Linked DNA regions of Homo sapiens: regions 1 and 2 are each linked to region 3. Evidence: chromatin contacts called from ENCODE Hi-C or POLR2A ChIA-PET data. All regions are on one chromosome and are shown on one strand. The core of a region is the stretch at or near the end of the contact, and the rest is flanking DNA. Distances in the headings are between cores, read along the strand shown. Region 1 has its middle 6.5 kb from the start of CDK2AP1. Region 2 overlaps BCL7A (BAF chromatin remodeling complex subunit BCL7A). Region 3 has its middle 49 kb from the start of MIR9902-1.

Region 1 (3,758 bases), core at 602-3,101, 630 kb before region 3:
GGCCAACATTGTGAAACCCCATCTCTACAAAAATACAAAAATTAGCCGGGCACGATTGCGGGTGCCTGTAATCCCAGCTACTTGGGAGGCTGAGGTGGGAGAATCACTTGAACCCAGAAGGCAGAGGTTGCAGTGAGCCAAGATCATGCCATTGCACTCCAACCTGGGCAACAGGGCAAGACTCGTTTTAAAAACAGAAATAGAGACCGGGCGTGGTGGCTCATGCCTGTAATCCCAGCACTTTGGGCAGCCAAGGCGGCGGATCACAAGGTCAGGAGATGGAGACCATCCTGGCCAACACGGTGAAACCCTGTCTCTACTAAAAAAAAATACAAAAAATTAGCCGGGCGTGGTGGCGGGCGCCTGTAGTCCCAGCTACTCAGGAGGCTGAGGCAGGAGAATGGCGTGAACTTGGGAGGCAGAGCTTGCAGTGAGCCGAGATCGCGCCACTGCACTCCAGCCTGGGTGACAGAGTGAGACTCTGTCTCAAAAAAAAAAAAAAAAGAAAACAAAACTAGGGGCCTGGCGCAGTGGCTCATGCCTGTAATCCCAGCACTTTGGGAGGCTGGGGCGGGCAGATCACCCAAGGTCGGGAGTTCGAGACCAGCCTGACCAACATGGAGAAATGCCATCTCTACTAAAAATACAAAATTAACCGGGCATGGTGGCACGTGCCTGTAAATCCCAGCTTCTAGGGAGGCTGAGGCAGGAGAATTGCTTGAACCTGGGAGGCAGAGGTTGCGGTGAGCTGCGATCCCACCATTGCACTCCAGCCTGGTCAACAAGAGCGAAACTCCATCTCAAAAACAAAACAAAACAAAAAACAAACACCTAGGCCAGGCGTGGTGGCTCACACCTGTAATACAGCACTTTGGGAGGCTGAGGCGGGCAGATCACAAGGTCAGGAGATCAAAACCATCCTGGCTAACATGGTGAAACCTCGTCTCTACTAAAAATTCAAAAAATTCGCCGAGCGTGGTGGCACGTGCCTGTAGTCCCAGCTACTCGTGAGGCTGAGGCAGGAGAATGGCTTGAACCCTGGAGGTGGAGGTTGCAGTGAGCCAAGATCACACCACTGCACTCCAGCCTGGGCAACAGAGAGATACTCCATCTAAAAAACAAAACAAAACAAAACAAAACAAAACAAAACTCTTCAAATAAAATGGGTGAGGCTGGGTGGGTGGCTCACACCTGTAATCCCAGCATTTTGGGAGCCCGAGGCAGGGGATCACCTGAGGTCAGGAGTTCGAGACCAGCCTGACCAACATGGTGAAACCCCACCCCTACTAAAAATACAAAAATTAGCCAGGTGTGGTGGCGCATGCCTGTAATCCCAGCTACTCGGGAGGCTGAGGCAGGAGAATCACTTCAACCTGGGAGGTGGGGATTGCCATGAGCCGAGATCGTACCACTGCACTCTAGCCTGGGTGACAGAGTGAGACTTGGTCTCAAAAAAAAAAGAGTTCAAGACCAGCCCCCTGTTCCTTAAAAAAAAAAAAAAAAAATTCTGGAGTAATACATTTGTTCAAAAGAAATTTAAAAAAATACAAAAATTAGCCAGTTGTGGTAGCCTATGCCTGTAGTCCAAGCTATTTGAGAGGCTGATGCAGGAGGATTGCTTGAGCCCAAGAGTTCGAGGTTGCAGGGAGCTAGGATCATGTCATTGCACTCCAGCCTGGGTGACAGAGACTCTGTCTCTTAAAAAAAAAAAAAAAAAAAAAAGTGCAGTTTCACTATGGAAAGCAGTTTGGCAGTTCCTCAAAAAGTGAAACAGAGTTATCATTTGACCCACCAACTCCATTTCTGAGTATAAAACCAAAGGAACTGAAAACATGTTCTCACAAAAGCTTGTACACAAATGATGACAGCAGCACTCTTCGTCATAGCCATCATAGCCAAAAAGTACAAATAACTCAAATGTCAATCAACTGATTAATGGATAAACAAAATGGGGTACATTCATACCATGGAATATTCAGCCCTGAAGAGGAAGGAAGTGCTGGAATGCCACCTGCTACAACATGGATGAACCTTGAAACATTATTTATGGCAAGTGGAAGAAGCCAGACACAAAAGGCCACATAGCGTACCATTCTATTTACAGGAAATGTCCTGAATAGGAAATCCAACTAAATTAGTAGTTGCCTAAAGCTGGAGAGAATGAGGAATGAGAAGTGACTACTACCGGGTATGAAGTTTCTTTTTATTTTATTTAATTAATTTTTTTTTTTTTTTGAGACAGGGTCTTGCTCCATCACCCAGGCTGGAGTGCAGTGGCAGGATCTTGGCTCACTGCAACCTCTGCCTCCCAGGTTCAAGCGATTCTCCTGCCTCAGCCTCCCAAGTAACTGGGATTACAGGCACCTGGAATCATGCCCAACTAATTTTTGTGTTTTTAGTAGAGGCTGAGGAGGGTGGATCACTAGGTCAGGAGTTTGAAACCAGCCTGACCAACATGGTGAAACCCTATCTCTACTAAAAATATAAAAATTAGCCGGGCATGGTGGCGGGCTCCTGTAGTCCAGCTACTCGGGAGGCTGAGGCAGGACAATCTCTCGAACCCAGGAGGCGGAGTTTGCAGTGACGCGAAATTGCACCACTGCACTCCAGCCTGGGTGACAGAGCAAGACTTCGTCTCAAATAAATAAATAAATAGGCCAGGCACAGTGGCTCACACCTGTAATCTCAACACTTTGGGAGGCCAAGGCAGGCAGATCGTTTGAGGCGAGGAGTTTGAGACCAGCCTGGCCAATATGGTGAAACCCCATTTCTACTAAAAATACAAAAATTATCTGTGCATGGTGGCGGGCGCCTATAATCCCAGCTACTCAGGAAACTGAGGGATGAGAGTCACTTCAACCCAGAAGGCAAGTGCAGTGAGCTGAGATCATGCCACTGCACTCCAGCCTGGGCGATAGAGCGAAACTCCCTCTAAAAAACAAACATAAATAAATAAATAAATAAAATAAAATAAAAAATAAATAGGCCAGGCGCAGTGGCTCACACCTGTAATCCCAGCACTTTAGGAGGCCGAGGAGTGCGGATCACAAGGTCAGGAGATCGAGAGCATCCTGGCTAACACAGTGAAACCCCGTCTCTACTAAAAATACAAAAAAAATTAGCTGGGTGTGGTGGCGGGCACCTGTAGTCCCAGCTACTCAGGAGGCTGAGGCAGGAGAATGGCGTGAACCTGGGAGGCAGAGCTTACAGTGAGCTGAGATCCTGCCACTGCACTCCAGCCTGGGCGACAGATTGAGACTTTGTCTCTAAATAAATGAATAAATAAATAAATATCAAATGGGGTGGGCCGGGAGCAGTGGCTCACCCCTGTAATCCCAGCATGTTGGGAGGCCAAGGCGGGCGGATCACCTGAGGTCAGGAGTTCGAGACCAGCCTGGCTAACATGGCGAAACCCCATCTCTACCCAAAATAACAAAATTAGCGGAGCGTGGTGGCGGGTGCTTGTAATCCCAGCTACTGGGGAGGCTGAGGAGAATCGCTTGAACCTGGGAGGTGGAGGTTGCAGTGAGACAGGATTGTGCCATTGTACTCCAGCCTGGGCAACAAGAGCGAGACTCCATCTCAAAAATATAAAAATAAAAATAAATAATAAAATAAAACAGGGTGATAATGTTCTAGAATTAGGCCAGGCGCGGTGGCTTACGCCTGTGATCCCAGCACTTTGGGAGGCCGAGTCGGGCGGATCACGAGGTCAGGAGATCAAGACCATCCTGGCTAACATGGTGAAACCCTGCCTC
Region 2 (3,465 bases), core at 88-2,587, 620 kb after region 3:
TGCCCTTCGTGGCGGCCAAGGAGAGCCAGGGAGTGGTGACCTCGGCCCGAAAGGAGGTTACACAGCCTGAATGTGTGGGTGCAGCCAGGTGGGAGGGGAACTGCACCCCTGATTCAGGGCTCCTAGTGACCCTGTCTGCAAGGTCACCCCAGCTGCATTACAAACGCCTGAAGGACGGAGTCCAGACCCCCCACTGTGAGAGGCAGGTTTATGGATGAGGAGAAACTTACAAGCCACAGAAGCAAACAGGACTGGTTTTCATTCGAGATAACAATGCCCACCCTCTCCTCCACCACCACCACTCTGCTCCGAGCCACTGTCATTTTTCCGATTATTGCTACAGCCAGCCACCTCCTGTCCTTGACCCCCTGCACTCCGACTTGTCCCTTACCGCCACGAAGACCCAGCAGCCACACCCCTGAGGGGACTGAGGCTCAGGAGAGCCTCCCAGAAGCAGGGCTGGGGTTGGAACCGAGGCTCCTAAATCAAGACTCTGCCAGATCAGGAGACCTGCGAGGCCACCAAGGAGCCACTGATGGCTCAGCTAGGAGGCTGGCGGATTTAAGGGGCCCAGCAGGCACTGTTGGGGCAGGCGCACCCCTGGTACAGGCGACGTAGCTGCCCGAGTCCTCAGCAATTTTGGTGACAAAAATTCCCAGAACTGAGAATTCTGTGTGGCACGAGCACCTCTGTCCGTGAGCTGCCTGGCACCTTTTTTTGGCCTCTCTGCCCAAACTCAGCCTTAGATCACCCCCTCGTGGGGCATGTGGCCCTCACATGCTGGTGTGACAGGTTACAGGACTCCCACCCTGTCACCACGGGGGTTGCGGGATGACGGAGCATACTCAAACCCAGCCAGCCGAAACCACAGACACCTCACCCCCAAAAACCCTGCCCGCTCGGGTCCCACGTGTTCCATCAGAGGACGCTACGGCCCGGCTTTTCTTATTATACCAGTGGCCATTCCTAGCGCCTTCTATGTACCAAGGACTGTGCCGGCTCATCCGGCAGGAAATGGCAACTTCCCCATTTGACAGATAAAGAAACCGAGGCACAGGGCGGTGAAGGTGAACTCATTCTCCCAGAGCCAGCACTCGAACCCTTCACCCAGCACAGCTGTTGAGACCAGCCTCTCTGCTCCCTCCTCCTTGCACCTTTTCACCCAGAAACGATGCAGGAAAGACGAGTGTCTAAGTCCACTGGCCCGTCTCCTGCCTCCTGTGGGCAGAGCAGACAAACCACAATGCCCACCTTTCCCCTCCTCAATTCTGAGCAATCAGAAGGTGTCCAGAAGAGACCGAGTGCTCCTGGGAAGAACCTCAGTTGTTAGAGCAACCATCACAATAGCCACTGTGTGCCCAGGCTATTACATGCCAGGCTCCACGCCAAGCACTCTACTTACACACCCTCTCTCCCTGGGATTCCCAACAGGCTACAAGAGGGGGACGATTGTCACCCTTTTTACAGATGCAGAAACAGGATGCCCAGAGAGGTTATACCACTAGCTTGGGGTCTCACAGACAGGAAGTGGCAGAAGAGAATTAGATTTGGGCTCGGACCCCAGACACCACCTCCTGCTATTCTGTTGGCCATGAAAACCAAGAATCATTCTAAAGGAGCGCCAGGGTAACAGAAGCTGGAGGAAGAATGACAAATTGCCAGGACTCCATGCAGATTGGCCAAAGCCATTCATTACTCATGAGCCCTGGACCAGCTTCCCAGTAAATCAACCCATTCAAGGTTTGATTGTGTTTGGGAAAAAAAAAAAAAAGTAATTGACTTGTAACACACAGGACACCTTTCAGGGCAGAAAGTGTGCCAGAGATCTGGGCTTTGCGGCCGCAAATCAGCCAAGATGCAAGTTTGCAGCTGCTTCCCAGCGAGGCTCGAGGCCACCGCAGGCTACAAGCTGAATGCAGCCAGGCTTTCGTGCCTCTCTTTGCCCCAACTGGCAACCTCTTCACCGAGTTCTCAAGTTACCCCAGTGATGAGAAACTGTATTTCTAGGTGTGGACATTGAGGGGACTCTGGGACAGAGGCAAGAACATTAAGAATTCTACCTCTGAGCTGGACCTATGCTCAGCTAAGCAGCCACCCGGAGGGGCCATGGAGCTCAAGTTTAAGGCACCAAGTGAGCACCCAGGAGGACATGGGATTTCACAGCCACAGACACACTGGGTGGGCACACGGGTTCAGCGGAGCAGCTGAGGTTTCCCACAATTGCCCCCCAAAACCATCACCACAGAACACATACCCCTCCCCAAAAAAGGGCGTTGCTCCTCTTCCCCAATGAGGGTATTAAGCTATACTCATCACTTTCTTATTTTTTTATTTTTTTTATTTTTTTGAGACGGACTCCTGCTCTGTGGCCCAGGCTGGAGTGCAGTGGCACAATCTCGGCTCACTGCAACCTCCGCCTCCCGGGTTCAAGCGATTCTCCTGCCTCAGCCTCCTGAGTAGCTGGGACTACAAGCACATGCCACCACGCCCGGCTAATTTTTGTATTTTTAGTAGAGACGGGTTTCACCATGTTGGCCAGGCTGACATCAAACTCTTGACCTCAGGTGACCCACCCGCCTTGGCCTCCCAAAGTGCTGGAATTACAGGTATAAGCCACTGTGCCCAGCCTATTTGTTATTTTTTTGAGATAAGGTCTCCCTCTGTTGCCCAGGCTGGAGTGCGGTGGTGCGATCACTGCTCACTGCAGCCTCGACCTCCTGGGCTCAAGTGATCTTCCTGCCTTGGCCTCCCAAAATGCTGGGATTACAGGTGTGAGCCACCACACATGGGCCCCACTTTATATTTAGGATGGCAAACAACCAGTCAACAGGCGTGTTTTGTTTGGCCTGCACAGTACTTTAAAAATGTTAAATCTGCTGCCAAACTTCAAACAAACAAACAAACAAACAACAAAACAGGCTTTGCATAAGAATCCAGACTTCTGGCTACTCTTGAAAACATGACCTGGGCCCACATGCCCCAGGGAGCGACAGCTTGCCCCAGATGGGCTCTCTGGCCCCCCTCAGATGCCCTCACTCTTGACACCTGTAAGCACCAGGTGCAGAAATCCCCACAACCACCAGGCTGCAGCCCAACTTGCTGCAAAGCTGGCCCTGGGTGTGCCCCGCGCCTCCTGTCTTGGCGGCCCCGTCACCTTACCCTGACTTCAACACCTTTCCCTTCCCATTACACTTGAGCTTCTGGGAGGAAAGGAAAAAATGAGGTCCCAGCAGTAGGAATATAGCCCCAACTGCTCCTCCCCAGCACGGACTCCTATATAAACTACAAGAATCCATCCCAGATTCTCCAGGCTAAGGCCAATTTCGAATGTTCTCCTGTGTCCAGGTCCAAGGGTTAGCCAACAAGACCATCTTAGGGTTACCCACCACTCAAGGGGACCCTGCTGACTCCCTCCAGGAAAGCTCTACTCCCTGTCCTTGTACTCACTCCTCATGGCTAGTCCCT
Region 3 (3,657 bases), core at 756-3,255:
GGTGGTTGCCGGGAGCTGGGGTGAGGAAGAATGGGGAGTCAGTGTTTAATGGGTCCAAAGTTTCAGTTTCACAAGATCGAACTGGAGATGGATGGTAGTGATGATTGTATAAGAAAATAAATGTATTTAATGCCACTGGACTGAACACTTAGAAGTTATTAAGACGGCAAATTTTATGTATACTTTACTATAAGTTTTGTTTTTGAGACAGTCTCACTCTTTCGCCCAGGCTGGAATGCAGTGGCACAATCTCGGCTCACTGCAACCTCAGCCTCCAGGTTCAAGCAATCCTCCTGCCTCAGCCTCCCTAGTAGCTGGGATTACAGACATGTGCCACCATGCCCAGCTAATTTTTGTATTTTTAGTAGAGACGGGGTTTTGCCATGTTGGCCAGGCTGGTCTCGAACTCCTGACCTCAGGTGATCCACCTGCCTTGGCCTCCCAAAGTGCTGGGATTAATTACAGGTGTGAGCCACCGTGCCCGGCCTATTTTACTATAATTTTTAAAAACTAAAACATGGAAATAATATGATTCCTAATCTATACTGGGAATGTTCTGTTACCTGATCTGAGTGTTGTCACACGGGCATGATGACTTCATGAAAGTCTATTATAATTTCTGTATTTTTCTGTATGTTAGTTGACTTCAGTAAAACTTATGATTATTACTTCTATTTATTATTATTATCATCATCATTGTTATTAGAGATGGGGTATCATTATATTGCCCAGGCTGGTCTTAAACTCCTGGGCTCGCATAATCTTCCCACCTTGGCTTCCCAAAGTGCTGGGATTACAGGCGTGGGCGACTGTGTCTGGCCAGATTATTTCTAATCAATAACTACACAGAAAGCACACTGTTATTTAAAGGATTCTATACTTCACCCAAAGGCAGAAGCAGTGGAAATTGAGAAAGGAGGTTGTAGTAGGTTGAAGGTTGAAGAGTGCCCTCTGCTAAATTCATGTCTTCCGGGAACCTCAGAAGGTGACCTTATTTGGAAATGGGGTCTTTGCAGATGGAATTAAGATAAGGATCAAGATGAGATCATATAGGATTAGGGTGGGCAATGACAGTGTCCTTAGAAGAGACAGAAGAGGCCAGACAGAGAAGAAGTCCACATGAAGACAGAAGCAGTGATTGGAGTGACGTGGCCATGAGCCAGGGGATGCCTGGAAAAGACAGAGAAGGATCCTCCCCTAGAGACTTTGGAGAGAGTGTGGATCTGCTGGCAGCTTGATTGCTGACTTCTGGCCTCCAGAACTATGAGAAAATAAACTTCTGTTGTTTTGGCGAGGCATGGTGGCTGACACCTGTAATCCCAGCACTTTGGGAGGCCAAGAGCAGGTGGATCACTTGAGGTCAGGAGTTAAAGAACAGCCTGGCCAACATGGCGAAACCCTGTCTCTACTAAAAATTAGCCGTGTGTGGTGGCACATGCCTGTAATTCCAGCTACTTGGGAGGCTGAGGCAGGAGAATCGCTTGAACCCGGGAGGTGGAGGTTGCAGTGAGCCAAGATCACGCCATTGCACTCCAGCCTGGGGGACAGAGTGAGACTCCATCTCCAAAAAAAAAAAAAAGCCAACAAAAAACATCTTTTTCATTGTTTCTTACAACCCTTATCACTTACGTTTTCATTTCACCCTCGCTGTCAGCTTCCCTTTGTCCTTCCGAAAGCACAGAAGTAAAAATGAAACATAGAAAAATCCCACCGGTAATCTAGACCGAGCCAGAAGAATGTACCTTTCTGAGAAAAGACCACCCATCAATAGATCTGCACGTGGGGATCTTGTGTTTACATGCCAAACTCGTGAATGGTAGAGCTGTCACCCTAAATGTGGTACCCTGTGGCCGGTTATGAGTCATTAAAAAAAAGGGAGACAGAGATTCACCGGCACATGTGTTCATACTGCTTGATGATGAAACTTTTCTTAGATCTGACCAAAACACCAACTGCCAAGCACATGGCACCACGGGGAAGGGGGAGGGATGAAGTTTTGTAAATTACCACTTCTTCTTTTGAGGTATGAAATATAATGTGGGTTATGAGTAATGTACCCTTTTAAGATATAACCAAGTTACCAAGCCTACCTAAATAACATCAGAAAACATGAGTTGACAATCATTTGGTTTTGAGGTAATAACATTTCCTCCTGATTCATTACATTAGCTCTTTGAATATAAGGAATGTCCTAATGCTTCCTACATATATGTATATTCATATTAAATGAGACAGTTTCAAGCAATTCCAGGAACTTGGATATTAAGTAACTATCATGTCATAAAGAGGGAGTGGGAGTTAGTTAGGCAAAGAGGGAAGGGGAGCAAAGACTTGAAACAGCATGAAACGTGCAGAGAATTGTATCCCGGATACAAGACAGGGAGTGAAAAAGTCTGACCAGAGAGTCTTTTTTTTTGTTGTTAATTTGTATTTTTGTTTATTTATTTATTTTTGAGACAGTCTTGCTCTGTTGCCCAGGTTGGAGTGCAATGGTGCAATCTTGGCTCACTGCAATCTCCGCCTCCCAGGTTCAAACAATTCTCCTGCCTCAGCCTCCCCAGTAGCTGGGATTACAGGCACGCGCCACCACGCCCAGCTAATTTTTGTATTTTTAGTACAGATGGGGTTTCACCATGTTGGCCAGGCTGGTCTCAAACTCCTGACCTGAAGTGATCCACCTGCCTCAGCCTCCCAAAGTGCTGGGATTATAGCTGTGAGCCACCGTGCCAGCCTTTTGTTGTTAATTTTTAATTTTTAACTTTTAGGTACATAGTAGGTGTATATATTTATGGGATACATGAGATATTTTGACACAGGCATGCCATGCGTAATAATCTCATCAGGGTGAATGGGGTGTCCATCACCTTAAACATTTATCCTTTGGGTTACAAACAATTCAGTTATACTCTTTTAGTTATTTTAAAATGTACAATTAAATTATGTTGACTATAGTCACTCTGTTGTGCTATCAATACCAGGTCTTATTCATTCTTTCTATTTTATTATTATTATTATTATTATTTTTGAGACGGAGTTTCACTCTTGTTGCCCAAGCTGGAGTGCAATGGCGTGATCTCAGCTCACTGCAACCTCTGCCTCCTGGGTTCAAGCGATTCTCCTGCCTCAGTCTCCCGAGTAGCTGGGATTACAGGCACGTGCCCCCACGCTCAGCTAATTGTTTGTATTTTTAGTAGAAACGGGGTTTCACCATGTTAGCCAGGCTGGTCTTGAACCCCTGACCTCAGGTGATCCACCCGCCTCGGCCTCCTGAAGTGCTGGGATTACAGGCATGAGCCACCGTGCCCCGCCCATTCTTTCTATTTTCTGTACCCATTAGCCATCCCCACGTCCCCCTCCTCCCCCAACTCCACTACCCTTCCCAGCCTCTAGTAACCATCCTACTCTCTATCTCCATGAGTTCGATTGTTTCAATTTTTAGCTCTCACAAATAAGTGAGAGCTTGTGAAGTTTGTCTTTCTGTACCTGGCTTATTTCATTTAACAGAATGACCTCCAGTTTCATCCATGCTGTTGCAAATGACAGGACCTTATTCTTTTTTATGGCTGAATAGTACTCCATTGTGTATATGTAGCATATTTTCTTTATCTGTTGATGGACACTTAGGTCTCTTCAAGTCTTAGCTATTGTGAATAGGGC

Evidence for each region. Hi-C counts contacts between places; a loop is a spot of excess contacts on that map. ChIA-PET counts read pairs that join two places held with the same protein, here RNA polymerase II (POLR2A). Pooled maps may share reads with other maps.
Region 1: a pooled map shows a loop between it and region 3 (4-fold over the local background). The contact joins two enhancer-like sites. A Hi-C loop is called at or near these places in 1 of 50 pooled maps. POLR2A ChIA-PET finds 5 or more read pairs at or near these places in 3 of 52 experiments (B cell, H1 and activated CD8-positive, alpha-beta memory T cell).
Region 2: a pooled map shows a loop between it and region 3 (2.5-fold over the local background). The contact joins two enhancer-like sites. A Hi-C loop is called at or near these places in 1 of 50 pooled maps. POLR2A ChIA-PET finds 5 or more read pairs at or near these places in 2 of 52 experiments (HepG2 and activated CD8-positive, alpha-beta memory T cell).

Annotation. Positions count from the first base shown.
Region 1 is chr12:123,276,509-123,280,266 of GRCh38, reverse strand. No RefSeq gene overlaps it. Among named protein-coding and RNA genes, the nearest start is that of CDK2AP1, 6.5 kb to the right of the region's middle. Within about 2 kb of position 1,851, at least 3 of the 41 ENCODE cell types and tissues checked have a DNase peak (open chromatin) inside an H3K27ac peak, as active enhancers do.
Region 2 is chr12:122,026,719-122,030,183 of GRCh38, reverse strand. The region is part of intron 1 of BCL7A (BAF chromatin remodeling complex subunit BCL7A); the gene reads right to left. Among named protein-coding and RNA genes, the nearest start is that of BCL7A, 6.6 kb to the right of the region's middle. RefSeq lists enhancers at 368-467, 548-667. Within about 2 kb of position 1,337, at least 10 of the 41 ENCODE cell types and tissues checked have a DNase peak (open chromatin) inside an H3K27ac peak, as active enhancers do.
Region 3 is chr12:122,645,284-122,648,940 of GRCh38, reverse strand. No RefSeq gene overlaps it. Among named protein-coding and RNA genes, the nearest start is that of MIR9902-1, 49 kb to the left of the region's middle. RefSeq lists enhancers at 1,579-1,638, 1,729-1,798. Within about 2 kb of position 2,005, at least 3 of the 41 ENCODE cell types and tissues checked have a DNase peak (open chromatin) inside an H3K27ac peak, as active enhancers do.